3 separate regions of the Homo sapiens genome follow, and regions 1 and 2 are each linked to region 3. Evidence: read pairs that join two places in POLR2A ChIA-PET (ENCODE). Cell type or tissue: MCF 10A. All regions are shown on one strand. Each heading gives the region's core, and the rest is flanking DNA. Links, peaks and the distances in the headings are about the cores only. Region 1 overlaps BABAM2 (BRISC and BRCA1 A complex member 2). Region 2 overlaps BABAM2 (BRISC and BRCA1 A complex member 2). Region 3 holds the start of LOC105374383 (a long non-coding RNA gene).

Evidence for each region. ChIA-PET counts read pairs that join two places held together with the same protein. Peaks named below come from ENCODE experiments on the same cell type or tissue, not always from the same donor. Only the 100,000 strongest peaks of a DNase experiment are listed, where the experiment ranks them.
Region 1: POLR2A ChIA-PET joins it to region 3 with 14 read pairs; 6 of 35 experiments call an interaction of 5 or more read pairs at or near these places.
Region 2: POLR2A ChIA-PET joins it to region 3 with 33 read pairs; 3 of 35 experiments call an interaction of 5 or more read pairs at or near these places.

What each region holds. Positions count from the first base shown.
Region 1 is chr2:28,247,671-28,252,670 of GRCh38, forward strand. The region is part of intron 10 of BABAM2 (BRISC and BRCA1 A complex member 2); the gene reads left to right. Among named protein-coding and RNA genes, the nearest start is that of BABAM2-AS2, 60 kb to the right of the region's middle. RefSeq lists an enhancer at 2,130-2,630. In MCF 10A, for the core only: no CTCF peak of the experiment used is centred there; a DNase peak (open chromatin) is centred at 2,571.
Region 2 is chr2:28,222,802-28,227,801 of GRCh38, forward strand. The region is part of intron 7 of BABAM2 (BRISC and BRCA1 A complex member 2); the gene reads left to right. Among named protein-coding and RNA genes, the nearest start is that of BABAM2-AS2, 85 kb to the right of the region's middle. In MCF 10A, for the core only: no CTCF peak of the experiment used is centred there; a DNase peak (open chromatin) is centred at 1,990.
Region 3 is chr2:28,374,704-28,383,014 of GRCh38, forward strand. It overlaps LOC105374383 (a long non-coding RNA gene), which reads left to right and starts at 2,652. Exons shown (of 3, transcript XR_939876.3): 1 at 2,652-2,737; 2 at 6,486-6,733. RefSeq lists enhancers at 5,208-5,708, 5,709-6,209. In MCF 10A, for the core only: no CTCF peak of the experiment used is centred there; DNase peaks (open chromatin) are centred at 2,868, 3,448 and 3,768.

The sequences.
Region 1 (5,000 bases), core at 1-5,000, 130 kb before region 3:
GGACATGAAATAGCATCTCTGTTCTCCCCTTCCTCCCTATTCTCCTCGGGCCCAGGATAATTGCTATTGATAGGATAGCTCCTGGCAATAATTATGTGCATTTTGGATGCTAGAGGAAAGAGGCACTCTTCTTGAGACAGACAGCTCTGACCTCAGACTTTGCCAGACTTTGAAAAAGCAGATTGCCTTAAGGAAAAGCATTGCACAGATTCTGGGATCTCTCAGGAGGTACTGCAACATCCTGGCATTCTGGCAGTTCCAGGAGTGGGGACTGTGGCCATGATTGTGGCCATGGAGCATTTCCATCCACTTATTCCTTCCTTACATCATTCATTTTCAGCATGTCTCAAATCTTGGAACTGTAGCAGGATCAGAAACTTGCTCCCATCCAGAAACTATTTTTAGGAAACTTTCCTGGCCATCATCTAAGAATTATTCATAGCAGTTGTATAGGCAATTCCATATTTGCCAAATTATGCTTACCTCTGGAGGTAGATGTTACCTTTAAGCTAGTAGCTTTTGTTTATTTTCTTTTTCTTTTTTTTTTTTTTTTTTTGAGACGGAGTTTTGCTCTTGTTGCCCAGGTTGGAGTGGAATGACGGGATCTCGGCTCACTGCAACCTCTGCCTCCCAGGTTCAAGCAATTCTCCTGCCTCAGCCTCTCGAGTAGCTGGGATTACAGGCATGCGCCACCATGCCTGGCTAATTTTGTAATTTTAGTAGAAACGGAGTTTCTCCGTGTTGGTCAGGCTGGTCTCAAACTCCCGACCTCAGGTGATCCACCTGCCTCAGCTTCCCAAAGTGCTGGGATTACAGGCGTGAGCCACCGCGCCTGGTCCACTAGTAGCTTTTCAGAATGCAGCGTGGCAAGAGAACCAGATAGCAAGGCGAAGTAACAGAACAAAAAAAATCCTCTGGGGAAAAGCTACATGCTTTTTTTGTGGGTCCCAGTCAACTGCACTGTAAGTAGACACACAAGGAGGCAGCTGTCTACAGGAGCAGAGTTGCTGCTTAGAAGGGGAGACAATTGAGTATTGAGATTTGTGACTGTATGACAAGCTGTCTTTTTCCATTACCTATAAATCTTTGGTAAATGACCCTTTGAGTCATTCAGCCTGGACTGTAGGCCTTTTCTCCCTGGTAAAATTCCTGTTAGACCAAATCTGACCACTTTTTTCTCTTGTTTTCCTCTACCTCCAACTTAACTGAGTTCTGAGTTTACTAAGAACCTACTGCATGCTCAGTACTATGCGAGGTATTAGGGGATATAAGTATATAACTCAGAGTTGACCTTAAGATACTTACAGTAACATAGCACAGAAATTAGAAAACTACAGCCTGTGGGCCAAATCCCGTGTCAGCCTGTTTTTATAGGGCCCTTGAGCTAAGTATAGCTTTTTGTTTGTTTGTTTGCTTGTTTTTTTTTTTTTTTTTGGAAACAGCGTCTCACTCTGTTGCCCAGGCTGGAATGCGGTAGTGTGATCTTGGCTCACTGCAGCCTCCGCCACCTTGAGTTCAAGCGTTTCTTCTGCCTCAGCCTCCCGAGTAGCTGGGACTACAGGCATGTGCCACCATGCCCGGCTAATTTTTGTATTTTTAGTAGAGACCGGGTTTCACCACGTTACCCAGGCTGATCTTGAACTCCTGGCCTCAAGCAATCTACCCGCCTAGGCCTCCCAAAGTGCTGGGATTATAGGTGTGAGCCACTGCACCCTGCCCTAAGGGTAGCTTTTATATTTTAAAAGGATTCTTAGAAAACAGAAAGAAGCAGAAGAATATGCAGCAGAGACAGTATATGGTTTGCAAGACCTAAAATATTTGACCCTTCACAGAAGTTTGCCAACTTCTTGTCTAGTTGATGAGAAAAAAGATTAGGTCAAGGTGAAGTACAATGGTATGCATTTTTAAAACAAATATTTTATGACTTGTCTACTTTATGCAAGACACAGTTATATGAGAGAGGCTCATATGTTATATGTCTTGGTCTGGGGGAGGTCTTCTTTCTCTCTCTCCAGACTGGAGTGCAGTGGTGCAATCATGGCTCACTGTAGCCTCAACTTCCTGGGCTCAGGTGATCCTCCCACCTTAGCCTCCCAAGTAGCTGGAACTATACATAAGCGCCATGACGCCCAGCTAATTTTATGTAGGGACGAGGTTTTGCTGTTTCCCAGGCTGGTCTCAAAACACCTCGGGCTCAAGGGATCCACCTGCCTCAGCCTCCCAAAGTGTTGGGATTACAGGCATGAGCCACCACACCCAGCTTCTTGTCTTTCTTAATGAAGTCTAATGAGAAAAACAGACAATAAAGACATAAACTTAACAAATATATACATTCAAAAGGTGACAAATAGCGTGATGGAACAAAGTAAAAGGCTATGAATAGAGAATAAGAAGGAGATGCTGTGAGGAAGATGAGGAAGATGCTGTGAGGAGATGCTGTGAGGTCTTCCCTATGCTTCTATAGGGAAGACCTCCTATAGAGGGTGACATTTCCGCTGAGACCTTAGCAGTGATTCAGACAGCCAAGGAAGGCAATTCCAGGGAAGGCAGTCCCTGTGCAAAAGCCCTGAGCCCTGAGGCAGCAAAGAGCTCTGCTGAAGCAGGCGTGGCTGGAGCACAGTGAGTAAGGGGAAGGGCATTTGTTGAACTTTTTTTTTTTTTTTTTTTTTAGCTATCTAATATTGAATTACTTTCTTAGCGGTTTATTCTAGAGATTACAATATGCATCTTTAACATAATTGCCTTAAGATTAATAATACCTTCATTCTGGTAAAATATAGCAACATTGCTCCTTGTCCTCCCGCTTATTTGTTCTATTAATTGTCATATATATTACATGTATATATGTTATAATATAAACACAACAATATAGCTTTTTCTGTCATTACTATAAACAATCATATATATTTTTTTCTTTTTTTTTTGTTTGTTTGTTTGTTTTGTTTTTGAGACGGGGTCTCGCTCTGTCGCCCAGGCTGGAGTGCAGTGGCACGATCTCAGCTCACAGCAACCTCCGCCTCCCAGGTTCAAGCAATTCTCCTGCCTCAGCCTCCTGAGTAGCTAGGATTACAGGCATGTGCCACCACTCCCGGCTAATTTTTTGTGTTTTTAGTAGAGACAGGGTTTTGCCGTGTTAGCCAGGATGGTCTTGATCTCCTGACCTCGTGATCTACCCGCCATGGCTTCCCAAAGTGCTAGGATTACAGGCGTGAGCCACCACGCCCAGCCACAGTCTTATGTTTTTAAAAGAGAAAAAAAGTTATCTTTGGATTTTGCCCTGCACATTATTTCCAGTGTATCTTTGCAAGACTTTGATTGCTGTGTTCCTCCATTTCAGAGCTGTAGGATTGGGGCTGGGGTGGCAGTGTTTATTCAGTCTAATGAATGATAAGGTTCTTACTCTGATGTTTTTCTTTATTTTAAATGACTAATGTTCACACAGATGTCTTAGTATTATTCTTTCTGTATTTGTCTTTAACTATCTGTTTGTTCATTTGTTCATTCATTGGTTTTCAGTTGACATTAAGTAAAAGGAAAGCAATTATTTTGTTTTTCAGAGAACACAGTTTCTGGTAAGACTTTTTTTTTTTAAGCCAGAGGAAATCAACAACTTCAGACTAATTCTGGTAGTCATTTAAATAATTCTTTCCTTATAGGCCTGTAATCAAGGCCAATAAATTAGAAATCAGGACAGCTTTTGAAATTTTAAGTAAAAATCAGAAGCTTCTGTTTATTGCTACAAATGCTTCTGCCGAGCTCTGATTTTGTCAGGCTCTCCAATTCCTGGTATAACCAAGGAAATTATTTGCATTGATGTCGCACTGTCACCTCACCACTAAAACACAAAGCTGTCGTAGTAGCAGCCACTCAGTTCCTGAGCTAAGCGAGGTAGACTTTCATCTGCCCGCTATAGAAACAGTGTTTCGTCGTAGAATATTTAGCACTCAACAAACAAGATGGCTACTACATAAATCGGTAAAACCAAAACTGTGATGTTGCTCAAAACCTGCTTACTTTTTTGGATACAGTTCACATCTTTATATAAAGGAATATACTTGAAAAGCAAATCGGAATCAGTAAAATAATTAAAATTAAGAACCACAATGCTATGTGTTAGAATTTGTTTCAAGCCAAATCTATAGAAAGTGTAATATTATTTTAGAATTACCATGTTTACCTCATATCAGACATAAAGATTCTTAGTTTAATTTTATCATTTCTAGTATTAATAACTATCAGGCTAGGTGCAGTGGCTCATGCCCGTAATCCCAGCACTTGGGGAGGCCAAGGTGGGTAGATCACCTGAGGTCAGGAGTTCGAGATCAGCCGAAACATGGTGAAACCCTGTCTCTACTAAAAATACAAAAATTAGCCAAGTGTGGTGGCACCTGTAATCTCAGCTTCTTGGGAGAGGCTGAGATAGGAGAATCGCTTGAACCTGGGAGGTGGAGGTTGCAGTGAGCCGAGAACGTGCCGTTGCACTCCACCCTGGGCAAGAGGAGTGAAACTCCATCTCAAAAAAAAAAAAAGCAAAAAAACTATCAAAGCAACAGGAATGAAAATTAATTATCAACAAAATATCAAACCAGTCAGTTCTCTAATATTGTTCCGAATGATAAAAGAATATGGAAAAAGATAAAAGAAAATTTACTAAATGCCTTTTTGCTTTAATTATGGGAACTACTGAGTCCTTTAGATACTTTTACATTTTGGTTAATTTTTATACTGAGACTTCCTTGAAAGTGGTTAGCTCTACTAGGCAAAGTGGTTTTCATCTTTTGATTATACACACAAGCACACCCTTCGCCCGGTTTACAGTTCAGAGAGCTCCAGTCCTTCAGCAACCACTGTCACTATTTTGACTCAAATTGAAACTTCTGTTTCATCTTTAGAGTTTACTTCCAGAAAGCCTGTTTTGTAATTTCTGACACTAGTTTGAGAACTTACTGGATTAATCTTCACTGGGAATATTGTCTTCATTATAATACCTTAGAATTACA
Region 2 (5,000 bases), core at 1-5,000, 150 kb before region 3:
GTCACTGGTTTAAAGAAAGCAAACACATCCATCTTCTGGAGTTATCAGGCGCCTCAGTACAGGTTCCCCTGAGTTCTAGGCAGCCTGGACCATGAGGCACCCTGGCCCTGCTTCCCCGCAGGCCCGCCCCGCACTCTGTCTGGGGAAGTGTGGGCCCTTGTTACTATTGTGGCTGTTTTGAATCATCTATTTTAGAGAATTGGCTAAAAATAGTATTTAAATTAGTGGATATTTTTTAAAAGTAAAAGATGCAGGTAAATAAATTATGTTATTTAGAAATAGATTCCTAGTTTTGCACAGATGGATATTAACAGAACTGAACTCCCACTTCCCTGTTATTAAGTAAACAGGATATTTAGTAAGATCAAATGTTTTTGAAATGATAGCAATCTACTGAATATATCTTATTTTTGTTAAAACACTAACCACACTTATAGCCTCCTCAATTCCCTCTTCCCAGTCTGCTCCAGAAAATGGTTCCTCCTGCTTTCCAGCTGGTTTGGGGAGCACACTGCAGAGGGGGACAGTGCCCCCATCCAGTGTCTGTGTCCTGCTCCCCATGCTCACCTTTGTGGACATTTCCTGGGGCAGTAGCTGGCACCAGGGCCAGGCACCCGGGCTTGGCACCTGAGCTGCATCAGCAGAATGGGGAGGAGAGAGGGTCCTTACAAGCAAGCACCTGCCTACAGCCCCTTAAACTGGCTCTGCCCTTCTTCCCTTCATTGTTCACCGCCTTGACTTGATCGTACTCTCTGCTTATTGGGCAGCTGTGGTGGGAGTGAGAGTAGAGGTCTCCAGAGGGGACAGGAAGATCAATGGGCAACTGGAATGACACCAATAACTCGGCTCTTCAAGGTAGAACTGGGGCCAGGCTGAATGTTGCCAAAATTAGAAGAGCAGCAACTTTACCTATTAACTGAGGTCTTTAACTTCTGAGGATAGAAGATTCCTTCTGTATGGTTGAAACAGCATTTCTCAGGGGTGGGGCAGTCAGGTAGTCTGTCCTTTTAGTCCATATCAGAACCAGCTATGAGCTTTTTTCCTTCTTTTCAAATAACACATTTCTCCACCCTGAGATTCCAATATGCTATGCTAGAACAAGGGTGGGAGAAAAGGTATGTCTCCTCCCACCCCTTCCTCTCTCCCCAAGAGAAATCTCTGAAGGGAGGTCACACTACTTTGGTGTTCAGGGACAGATACACTTCTACTCACTGCTTGTATATGCAACAGATGATGTTGAAGAAGAGGCTATTTCCCACATTAACCAAAGTGGCACATGACTCCATGTGAACCAAACCAAAACAACAAAAATACTTACCTTCAAACAGTTTAATTTACCCAGTTAATCACAAAAGATTAAAAAATTGCTAAATCAGAAATTCTCTACCTGTAACTGATGTTTTCATTGATGATGAATATTAGAAACATTAACTATATCACATACTCCCTGAGGACATAGAGTGGTGACTTGCAAATGTTTTGGTTTGGAATTGTGGCACCTTATTGTTGTCCCTAAATGGTTTACATATTGCACACATTTTTAATTTAAAAACAAGAAACAAAACAACCACTTTAATTTCACGCAAGCCCTTTTGTGATAACTGCAGACATGAGTGTCATAGAGCCAGACCCCTGACTTGCTGCCAGTAAAATGAATGTGTCTTTAAAATTTTTGCAAACAAATTTAGTCTTAACTCTTCTCTGGCTTACTAAATTGTGGGATGCTTCGTACTTCAGTTTGCGGTACTTGAGCTTTAGAAGCGTGCCTGAATGGTGCTCAAGACACTGCTGTGGGCCTCTGCTGACAATGCAAGCTCTCACAAAACTGAACGTTTGGCCCATTTACCATAAAGAAGCAAACAGTCCCCATCCTAAGGACAGGCCTAGCCTAAGGTTAACAGTAAGAGCAACATTTTGTTGCTTCATTTTCCTATTAAGCTCTGGGTTGCTGATTGAAGCAGAATTCCAATGTTTTGACACACCACCACATTGTTAGCACGATAGGGAGGATTTGATTATGGGAGAACAAGTCCAAAAACGGTAAATTGACAAAAAAAAAAAAAAAAAAAAAAATCTGGGGCCCTGTTTCTCAAGGCAGCTTTTGTGGTTGCATTCCTTTATTTGATGTGGTTCTTTCCTTCTCCTGTGCCAAACGGTGCAATGTGGAAAAATGATGAAGTTGCAAAAAAAGGAGAGTGGATAGGGAGTGAACTGTTTAGTAACAAGAGAAAGAAAACAGAGCTTAGGGATCAAAGACAAAAATACCTGTTTCTCCAAGTAGGAAGAAGAAAATTAACTCAGGGGTTCTTTCCTGAAGCCTGGATAAAGGCTGAGCCCTGCTCTCAGCTGGTGCTGCTTAGGCCAACCCGGGCTGATCGCAGTAGAGACAGGGCAGCCACAAGCTGTCTGTAGGTGAGAAGAGCAGCAGCTAGAGAAAGGGCAAGGCTGAGTGCTATGGGTTCCCAAAGACAGTCGGGCTAACAAGGGTGGGCGCCAGGGAGGAAGGATGGAGAGCAAAGGCTGCCTTCAGCATCAGACTGAACACGGTTAACACCAGCCAGCCCTGCAGGCATCAGAATCCAGAGGAGGAAGCATCAGAATCGAAAGGAGGAAGAGGCTTCCATGCAGGAACAGGATTTTATTTATTTACAATTTGAAGGCTGGATAGCTTCTCTATTGTGTGGTTTATGACATTTTCTGAGTGTTAAAATTATCTCTTTTTGCACTGTGAAAAGAGCATATATGATTCATGTTAATATTTCTGAGGATCAGTCACCAACTAACAGCTAGTATTTTGGGTGGGAGGAAGGCTTTTGTAGGCAGCTTTTTCACCTAACATAGAAGTTAAAAAGCACCAGAATATGCCTCAAGCTTCGTTCAAAATCATATAAATAGCTCCCTCTTGCACAGTTACAATCTAGTATGGTTGTGAGAACTCCCACAGTCCACGAGTTGCCTAATGCTCACCTCACCCTTGCCTGAAAAAAGCTAATTCCTGTGGTTTACCTGCTGATGGAATATAGCTTCTAAGAAGTTTGACCAAAGGGCCTCTTTTCATTTTTGCTAATAACCTATTCTAGGGGGGTGGGGTTTGCCTATATTTCTTCCTGGATACTTTTCGTACTTTCAGCATCTGTAGAACTGTCAAATATTTCTATAATCCTAGATCAAGAGTCAGCAAACTAAAACCTCCTGGCCAAATCCAGCCCACAGCTAAGAATGACTTTTACATTTTTTAAATGGTTAGAAAAATATTTAAATAATAATGTTTCATGACTCGTAAAAATTACATGAAACTTGAATTTTAGTATCCATAAACAAAATGTTGTTGGAACACAGCCGTGCTCATTCATTTACATATTATCTGCGGCTGCCTTTGCACTTCAGCAGGAGAGCTAAGTAGCTGCAATACAGGCATTATGGATGCAAAGATGACAATATTTACTACCTGGCCTTTTACTGAAAAAGTTTGCCAATCCCTTTCCAAGACCGTTAAACTCTTCTTTTCCATAATGACTATTTCCATAAAGATATATACATTTATTGGCTTTTAATGTTCATTTAGAAATTTGACTTCCATCTCTTTTTTATATTCATTGGACTTTAATACTACAAATATTTTTTAAGTGTCTAATATGCTTGGCATTATTCTTGCTAAGAATAATGAGGTTATAAAAGTGAACAAAACAGAGGCAGATCCTCATTCTGGAGGAGATTATATTCTAGTGAGGAGTCATGGGGGGAGATGATGAGTGAATACGTGTAGAATGTCTTATGCCACGGAGAAAACGACAACACAGAAGACCAAGTACCAGAGATGGAAGGGGCTTATCTTAAATAGATGGTTCAGGAAGCCTCACTCAGAAGCTGACATTTGAGTAAGACCTGAAGCAGGTGAAGAAGCCCGCCCCGCAAATGGCTGGGAAGAGTTCCAGGCAGAGAGAACAGCAGGAGAACTGGGCCAGTGCCCTGAGGTGAAATTGCCCCAGCTTATCCAGGGAGGTTTTAGCCCCAGTGAGAAGTTCAGTAGGTTCTGAGCCCTGCTCTCAGTGGGCGCCTCTTAGGCCAACCAGGCCAATTGACTATGGGGTGTGAGAGAAAGGAGTCAGCAATGACAGAGGTTTTTGGTCTGGGAACCAAGAGATAGAAGCTGCCATTTTCTGAGATGAGGTGGATATGGGAGTAGGTTTTGGGGGCAGGGTTGCTTGTGAGCAGGTTGAGTTACAAGTTCTGAGTTCAAGAAAGGCCTGAGCCAGACAGATAACATTTAGAATTTGTTAGTTTAAAGGAGAAATTTCAGCAGTGAACCTGGCTGAGATTCAATCTCAAAGCCCAGATTTTTTTTTTTAATCTCCAGAACATCTCTCACTTTACAACTAAACAGAACTTTTTATTTTTTTAACCTCACGTTTTCTTTCCTTTGCAGTTCACCATTGGCATCGCATCAGGATCTATCCCTGTTCTTGCTTCCTCTCTAGGTAGATACCCCTCACCAGTAGGCACCCTGGGCAGCCTGAAATATGAAATATGCCTTTCTCAATGGGCAAAAAGCTGCTCGGTGTGGTGCAGGACGCATGGTCTGCTGTCCACATTGAGAACCTGGCCTCGGATCCATTGCCCTGCCTTGTTAAGTAGTGTCTGTGTCCTCGTTACTTCCAGCCTCAGTTTTGATTTGACTGCTTCCTTGCCTTGCCTTCTGTTTACCTGAATATAACCACACTCATTTTACCCATGTGTACATCTGGCAGAAACCACCTTTTTTCTGGTAGTTTCAATAAATGTCTTATCTCCCATACTAGGCCTTAAGAGCAGACCTGTGTTTTCCTTACCTTCCTGTTGTCCACAGTGCCTTTCAAGTAGTCAGTGATCCCATGCCACGGGGATGGGAGGCACATTTGCATTGACCACACCCCTTCCCATTCCAGCCCTGGCCGTGCATCATTGCATGAGGTCTAGAGCAGTATTTTTTCAAACTGTGGTGTGAGGACCACCTGCATCCA
Region 3 (8,311 bases), core at 1,484-6,483:
CTGCCCAACCAGACTGAAGATGGGCTGCCCGGTGCACACTTCCTGGTGCAGCACGAGGCGGAGGGAAGAATCAGGAAAGCAGGTCATGAGGTGCCTGCTCTGAGCCTCTCACTGGCCCCTTGTGGACTCTGACTGGTCCAAAGGAAGGTGCCCTAAGTGGACCCTGGGGGTCGGGGGCACCCAAGCCTGGGCAGCATCAAATTCTAGGTATACTAGGTGAGCACCTACCCTTCTGCCCTGTTTTGATTTCTTTCTGTGCCTTAGTTTTCCCATATATGAAATGGAACTAATCACCCTCAAAACACCCCTGCAAGGTACTAATTACTGTCTTTGAAAGGCTTTGAGATCCTTGCGTGGAAAATAACAGTACTAATAATGGATAATAACACTCTCCTTCTCCAGGGCCTTTCATCCACGGATCTCAAAGCCCTTCACAAACCTTAATTATTCTCACAACACCCCAGCGCAGGAGGCTGATGGTCATTAGCCCTATTTTACTGGTGGGGAAACTGAGAGAAGCCAGGAGACTGGCTTGAGGCCACACAGTAAGTTAGAAATCCTATGAAGGTTGGAACTCACAGCCCCCTGCCACTTGGGAAGAACTCAGACAATGGGGGCTTCCACCCAGCCCGGCAGGGGGCAGGAGCCCAGCAGGGCAGCAGTAGAGCCTCCCAGCCCACCAGGGCCCTTGGAGTGGCTGCAGAGGGGAGACTTGGGAAAACAGGAGGAGGCCCATAAGCATGGGCTTTGCTGGCCTGGCCTGGCGATTTGGGAAGAGAAGTAGCATTTATAGGGTTGTTCCTGAATGTCTTCAGGAAGTAAGTGGGCCTCCTCCAAAAAAGATAGACTACGGACTCATTTGTCCACTGAGCCCTTGATGGGGTTGGCAGCCTGGCATCCCCACCCCCAGGCCTCTATGGCTAGTAGGGCTAATGACCTTCAACCTCCAACATACACCAGATCCCATAAAAGGAACTTTTGTGTTGTGGCCTCCTCCTACCTGTGAGGAAGGGCATAGTGTTCCCATGAGGCAACTTGCTGTTGCCTTCATTGGCCCTAATACAACTGCAGGCCATCTAGGTACTGTTAGCACTAGGTCCTATTAACCATCATTTTAGAGATGGGGAAACTGAGGTACACAGAGGAACACTGACTTGCTCAAGGGTGTGGCTGTGACAAGTCACTGTTCTTCAATGACCTCTCCCCGCCCCCTCCCAACCCCAAGCGAGCAGGTGAGGCTGAATGAGATCATGTCCAGAAGGCCTTTGAAGTGTGTGGAGACTGCAGCTCTGGGGCCTCCCAGCGGAAGATGGAAAGCCTGGGGTCCTGGGCTCAGTGTCATCCCACAGAAGAATGGAGACAGCAGGGTCACCTGGACTGACCGGGGATCACCTGGGGACATGTCCTGCCTCTGAGCTTCTCTGGGGGAGGACCATGCTTCCTGGGACAGAGGGGTGAGCCCATCTCTGTTTGGGGCAGAGAGGCTCTGAGACCAGAGCCGTGTGATGGGACAGCTACTCCCCTTCTGCCAGGCCCAGTGCTCCAAGGGGTTAACCTAGGAGACCTCTGAGGTCCCTGCCAGCTCTGACAGTCCCAAGTCCCTTAACTTAGAGCCACACTCTTCAGAACACTGTCTGTTTTTCATGATTGCCCCTGCATAAGCTTAAAGAATGTTAGAAAGCAGATTCATCCCAGAGACAGTGGCAGGACCTTGAAGATCCAGCAGGGTGTCGGGAGCCCCGGCTCGGGCTCCTGGCCATCTCACAGACATACTGTGTGATCTGCACAAGGGCCTTCCTGCTCCTTGCCTCAGTTTCCCTGTTGGTAAAAACAGCAATGGAGAATACCCATGAAGTAATCCTGAGGGGGCTTGTGAAGCCCAAGGAAAGATATGCAGGGGGTGGCAAGATGAGCTTTTCTTGGCCAGGGAGAGAGCATGCAGGGAACACAGCACTTACAGAATGAAATGGGGGCGGTGCACGTAGCATTTTCTTTTGGGGACAATGCTAAAAGCTCTATTACAGTTTTCCTCACAGCCTGCCCAGCCTTGATAGAAGTAATATCTCATGTCTGTGTAGCCTTTTACCTAAGTGAGCAACAGGCTTTCTCTCCTACGTTATGTCTTTCCATTCCCCTGGACACCTCAGGGAACAGGTATAGTACCCTCAATTTACGGACGGGGAGACTGAGGCTCAGAAAGATGCAGTAATCTGCTGGAGGACACACAGGTAGTAAGGGGCAAACCCAGGCCTCGAAGCCAGCAGGCCCTTTGAGACATGCTTCTCTAGAAAGTTTCACCCCATGGAGTCCTTCCTGGGACCAGTACAAGGCAGGTCCGTCCTAGTGGTTGGGAGTGTGGTCACCACGTGCCTGCGTTGAGGGTCTGGATCACAGAGCCCACTTTCTGGATCCTTTTCCTCCTCTCGAGGGCCCCAGGAGGGTGGGCAAGGTCTCTTGGAATGGGGGGGCCTGGCCCCACGTGCGAGGTGAGGGCAGAGTGGGCGAGGTCCCTTGGGGTGGGAGGCCTGGCCCTCCTGACGGTGAGGGCAGGGTGCGGCCAGCAGTAGTTGGGAGGTGCGGGAGGCTCCTGCTCGCTGGCTGGGCAGGGTGGGGCAGGGCGGGGCAGGCACTGGGAACAGGGTGACCTGGACACCGCGACCTGCGATCATTGAACGAGGCACGCAGCGGTGGTGGTGGAGATAGGGAGACCCTCTGTGCCGGGGGGACCCTCACCAAGGTGGGCACCCTCTGAGCCTCCCGCCCCGCTAGCTTCCCCTTGGCCACCTCTAGGCAGCTTCCAGCAAGGATGTTCCTTCTCCCTCCCAACAGGCCCTCACCTGGAGCCTGCTCGGACCTGCCCTCTCCACAAAGCATGGTAGCAACTCCCTGGGGCAGAAAGTGTCTCTTCTGAAAGCAAGACAAGAGTTTAATGAAGCCCTAAACGCGCACAGTTGAGCCTGAAATTAGGGTGGTGAAGGGAGGGGAAGAAGGCAGTTGAGGACATGGGGGCTTCAGCCCAGCCCTGCCCCAGCTGAGCAAAGCAACCTGCAAGCAAACATTTGCAGAGCCCGAGGGCTTGGTTACAAAACATTTCTGACCTAGAAAGGGGAGAATGCCACGTTCCCTTCCCCCCAGACTCAGGTTTGGGGAGTGGTGTTGGGGTTTGGGGTTAATTTGGAAAGGGGGAACCAACAGGTAAAGAGAGGCCACCTCTGAAGGTGGATGCCTGGGTCTCTGAGGGTGTGGGGGGAAGCATGGGTCTGCCCGGACTGAAGCTGGGCAGGTGGGAACCCTCCCCACCCTGAGAGGGAGGGAAGGAGGGAGGACACTGAGGGCTGCTGGGCTCTAGGTAAGCCAGTCAGACTGCACACACAGGTGTGCCAGGGCTGGGACTCCTGCCCAGGACACCCAGCACCGCTCTACCAGGTGGGCAAAGCTCATTCTGCTCCCCAAAGAGGAAGGGAGTGGCCAGCCCTGAAGGGAGTGGCCAGCCCTGATTGACACAACCAGCTGGGCTCCTGGCTTTAGGGACAAAGCAACTGAGACTTGCTTTTACCAATGGTTGCAGGCATCTGGACAACTGGCAGTGTTGAAGGGAGCACTGGCCTCAGCCCCTCTCTATCCTGTCCCCAGGTCTCCCCAAAATGCTGCTGAGACATTCAAACCGCAGCCTCCTCCTTTACCTGGTAATTGATCCTCTTTTGCCCTGCAACTTGGGTTTGGTCTTAATTTGCCAGGCACTAAAGGCAAGAAGAGACGGGCAGGAGGGCGTGTTATCGCTTGTCTCCGGGCACAGAGGCTGTTGCAACAGAGCTCCTGAGTGCGTGTAAGAGTGCACGCGTGTAGCAGAGGAAGGGAACAGGCTGCACATGGGGTGGAGGATGGGTGCCAGCTTTCCTCCCTTGTGTGTGCCTATGGCAGGGGGAGGGTCACTGGGCTGATTTCTGTCCCTGAGGCAGGAGACCCCAGGACACAAAACAGACCCAGCAAGGCCTCTGTAGCTGCAGCCGGTGCCTGAGCTGCTCAGCCTCCCTGTGCTGACTGACACTGACTGAAGCTGGTCTCATAGCCCAACTCGTAGCTTCTCAGCCAGTCTTGACTGGCACCTGCCTGGCAGCCCATTGACCACTTAGTGGAGATGGTATGACACCCTGGGGGCTAGAAGCTGGTTGTAGGTTCTTTGACTTTAAGGGACTATCTTCTAAAGAGGCCAAAGTAGGCACCTTTGCTGGTGGCTCTGGCAGAGCTGCGGAAGCAGCAGCTCAAGTTCTGCCTTGAAGCTGAGTCCATTTGCTTTCCCCCTTCCCGGGACAGACGCGGAATCCTACCACAGTTATCCCATCACCGAATCAAAGGTATCATGGGGGGTGACGACCAGTGGGCAGGGGGTCAGAAGAGGCCCTGGGATCACTCAGTGCAGACTCCTTCGCCGCCTTCCTCCTCAGCACCCCTACCTCTCTTGGTTTCCTGTGGCTGCTATAACAGAGGACCACAAACTTGGTGGTTTAAAATAACAGACTCTTCCTCTTTCACAGTTCTGGAGGCCAGAAGTCGGAAATCAAGGTGTCGGCAGGGCCTCGCTCCCTCTGGAGGCCCTAGGGAGATCCATTCCTCATCACTTCCAGCTTCTGGAGCTGTCAGCATTCTTTAGCTTGTCCCTGCATCTGTCTCTGCTCTGTCTTTGTGAGGCCTTCTCTGTGTGCGTCATCTCCCTCTACCCCACTCTTATAAGGATACTTCCTGTTGAATTGTGGGTCTGCCCAGATAATCCAAGAATCCAAGATGATCTCCTCCTCTCAAGATTCTTAACCTCCTTACATCTGCAAAGACCCTTTTTCCAAATAAGCTCACATTCACACGTTCCCGGGATCTGGACACAGACCTATCTTTTTGGGAGACCACCATTCAACCTGCTATACCATTCAGTGGTTGGTAGGTTGTGGCTTAGACCCCTCTAGTGATGGGCGGCTCACTACTGCATGAGTTGGCTCCATCTATGTCCAAACAGGTCTAATTATTTTAAAGTTCTTACTTGGGTGGAGCTGAAATTTTGCTCAACAGGAACTTTTACCCACTGGCCTTAGTTCTGGTCTTCAGAGTACATACATCTAAATAAATAAACCCTCCAATCCCACCACCTCTGCCCCTGATTACAAGGCAAAAACAAAATGAGAAAAAGGATGAATGGGCTTAGTTTTGATACCAGGGAAAATGCAGAGACTCCGGTCTCCCTGGTGGCCCTGTCCCTAGGACTTTGTGCCTGTTTCCTCGCCGTAACACCAGAGAGTGGCCGAATCACCGTTTCATGGGATGCTTTTGAGAAATGCATCCTGGAGAGTCCCAATTTGCACTGGTACATTAAAGGCTCTGAGAAGTCCTAAGTAAAGAAATCCACTTAACCCCAATATTTTCCAAACTTATTTGAAAATACAGTGCTTTTATCCACTACCATCTTCTATCACCTTGCAAAACTTCCTCACTCTTTGGGGAAATGCTTTCAGTGATGCCTCGGGGTCTTTTCCAGCTTTCACAATCTGTTTAGGTCAAACCTAATCGTTCATGTGCTCAGATGCCCATCCCTAGCGCTGTTGTTAAGCATTTTGCTGGAGGTAACAAATAATCTGGAAAATTAGAGGCCCCTGCCCCAAGCCACAGACAGCCAGGGTGAGGCTGTGGGCGATGGCCTCCGCCTAGGGGCCCTGGGCCTCTCTAGCTCCTACCTGGCACTACAGGAAGCGGAGGGCCCCTGTGGGAGGAAGCCAGGGAAGTAAGGAGTATTTCTGTTGCTCTGTCCCCTGGAGATCCAGACCTTGTCTCAACTTCAGACTCAGCACTGCTCAGCCATCCTCGTTAGGTAATGCTGTCTCTGAATCAGGTCTTCTGGAAGCTTTATTTGAAGGTCTCAATTAACTTCTACCTTGGCTGTGGGGGGCGGAAACACACACACACACACACACACACACACACACACACACACACACACAATCTCAAAGGAGTTGAAGCTTATGAAGTGGGAGCAAGAAGAATACCTGGACCTCCCAAATGAAAGGTGCTTCTAGTGGGGAGAAAGAAGGATCTGAATGATTTGTCCTAATGGAAGAATGAGAGAGACTGCAGATCACTCACTGATGGAATCGGTGGGGCTGCGAGCTCTGAGAGAGACGGAAACGTTGACAGGAAAGCTGAACTAGGAGAATGGAGTGTCTTGAAAAGGCTACCACGTTTCTCCCCTTGCCCAGCGTGAGATGACATGTGGGCTATTACCCTCTCCTATCATTTTCTGTCTTTAAGACTCCTAGAAGAGGACACTCAGCCTCAGAGGATCAACCTTTATGGAGTGTCTGTTACCCAACAGTTTCATCTGCAGAAACAAGGTTCGCTGTGCCCTGAGATACAGCTGTTTACTGAGTGCCCTGTACCAGATACCATGCTAGCTGCTGACACATATATATTATTTAATCCTTTTAACCTCTAAAATCTTACAGGTGAAGACACCGAGGCTCAGGGAGGAAGCAAAGCGCGGAGCAGGGCCAGATCTGTCTGGCTCCTGACCCCACACCACAGCTTTCGACATTGTTTAGTAACAGCCTCTGCATCCTGAGGGTGCTCTCGCTAGGTGTGACTTGAATCTCTCCTCCCCTCGCCTGCGTTGGATCTGATGGAAGGACTGTGTAAGTAGGTCGGATCTGCTTCTAACCCAGCCTTGAGAGACATCACCTGTCTTCTTGTGCAGGTAAGTCGCCTTCTAGCTACTGGGGTGGGGAATGTTTGCTTTCTGTTAATGAAAAGAAAGAGGTGATAATAAATAAATGCCCAACCCAGTGCAGTAATCAGTGTCCCTAACAATAAGGCCCTGTGTTTGGTCTTGGCTGCGGGTTCTATTCATTGGCTAACGTCACTACTCAGGAGCCCCTGGGCATGTCAACAGGGTAGGGCCCCAGGCACACTTACAGGTGAGCGGACTGAGCCTTTCTGCTGTAAGCTCCCAGAATTCCTCCTGGGAAGTGAAGTTCCTGCAGACCTGCTTCCAGGTGCCCCAGGCCAGAGTGAGGGAGGTGCCTTGGGCTCCCAGGTGCATGGGGCAGTGGAAATGGCACCCTGCGCCTGGCATCAGGAAATGGGGGGTCTTGGCCCAGCTCTGCCTCTGGTGCCCTGGGTGATGTGAGGCAAGGCTGTTTCCCTCTCTGAACCACAGTTCCCACATTTGTATAATGGTGGGGGGTTGCACCAAATACACTCTCAGGTTCCTTCTAGTTCTGACACTACAGGATCCTGTAGACGCAGCTTCTCCCACATCTGCTTTATTCCAGATGCCACAGCACAGGGGCCCCCAGCTGGTAGGTGGAAGACCTCAGAGCTTCAGCAGCCCAAACTCTTTTTTCTGTGAGCTGCTGGACACGCTTTCCTGCCTCAGCTTCCCCAGACCCTTCCTTTCTTCCCCACTTGCATGTGTATGAAATTTCCCACTTTGTGAGACATTTTCAGAAACATTATCCCACTGGAGCCTCACCACAACCCTGTGAGATGGGCAGAGAAAGGAATGTAACACTGTGGGCATCACCCATGTGCCATGCCCCTTCCGGGCTGTTTCAGTGAATCTTCCTATAGCTAGAGAAATCCTTTTGGGAATAAGGCAGAGTATAAATAAACAGACGGTGGGTGGATAGTTAGATAAATACATACATGTGTAATTCTCACCGTGGCCTGGAAATCTTGGTGTTGTTATCATCACCACATCACAAGGAAGGAAAGTGAGGCGCAGAGGGGTTCAGTACCTACCCAGGGTCCCCTGGCTATCAGGTAGCAAAACCAAGATTTGAACCCAGGCCTCTGTGGCCTAAGCTCATGGCCCTTTCTGCTGTGTGCTAAGGACACAATCAACATTCTTTGCTCCAGATGAACTGGGTATATAGAGATGAAGTGACTTTGTCAAGGTTACCGAAGCTCCAACTGGCAGAGCCAGGAATCAAACCCCCATTTTTTGCCTACAAACGTAAGGCTCTTTCTGGAAACATCACAGTTGCCTCAAAAGAAAAACCAGTGGAGTCCCTTCCACCTTCCCTCCCTTTCTTCATTCCTCCCTTGCTTCTGTCTTTCCAGGAACATTCCCTCTCCTCTCACGTGTCCTGAGCAGGATATCGCATGATCTGCTCCTTGGCGCAGATAACAGAGCCACCACTCCCCAGGCTCTGTGTGTCTTTAGGGGCGTGGGGAGTGTGGGCCCCAGGCAGCAGCGCACGTGCTCAGTGACCCACAGCAGCTGATCCATGGGGTGTGGGGTGGGTGTGCTGACACCCAGGGGGACACTCAT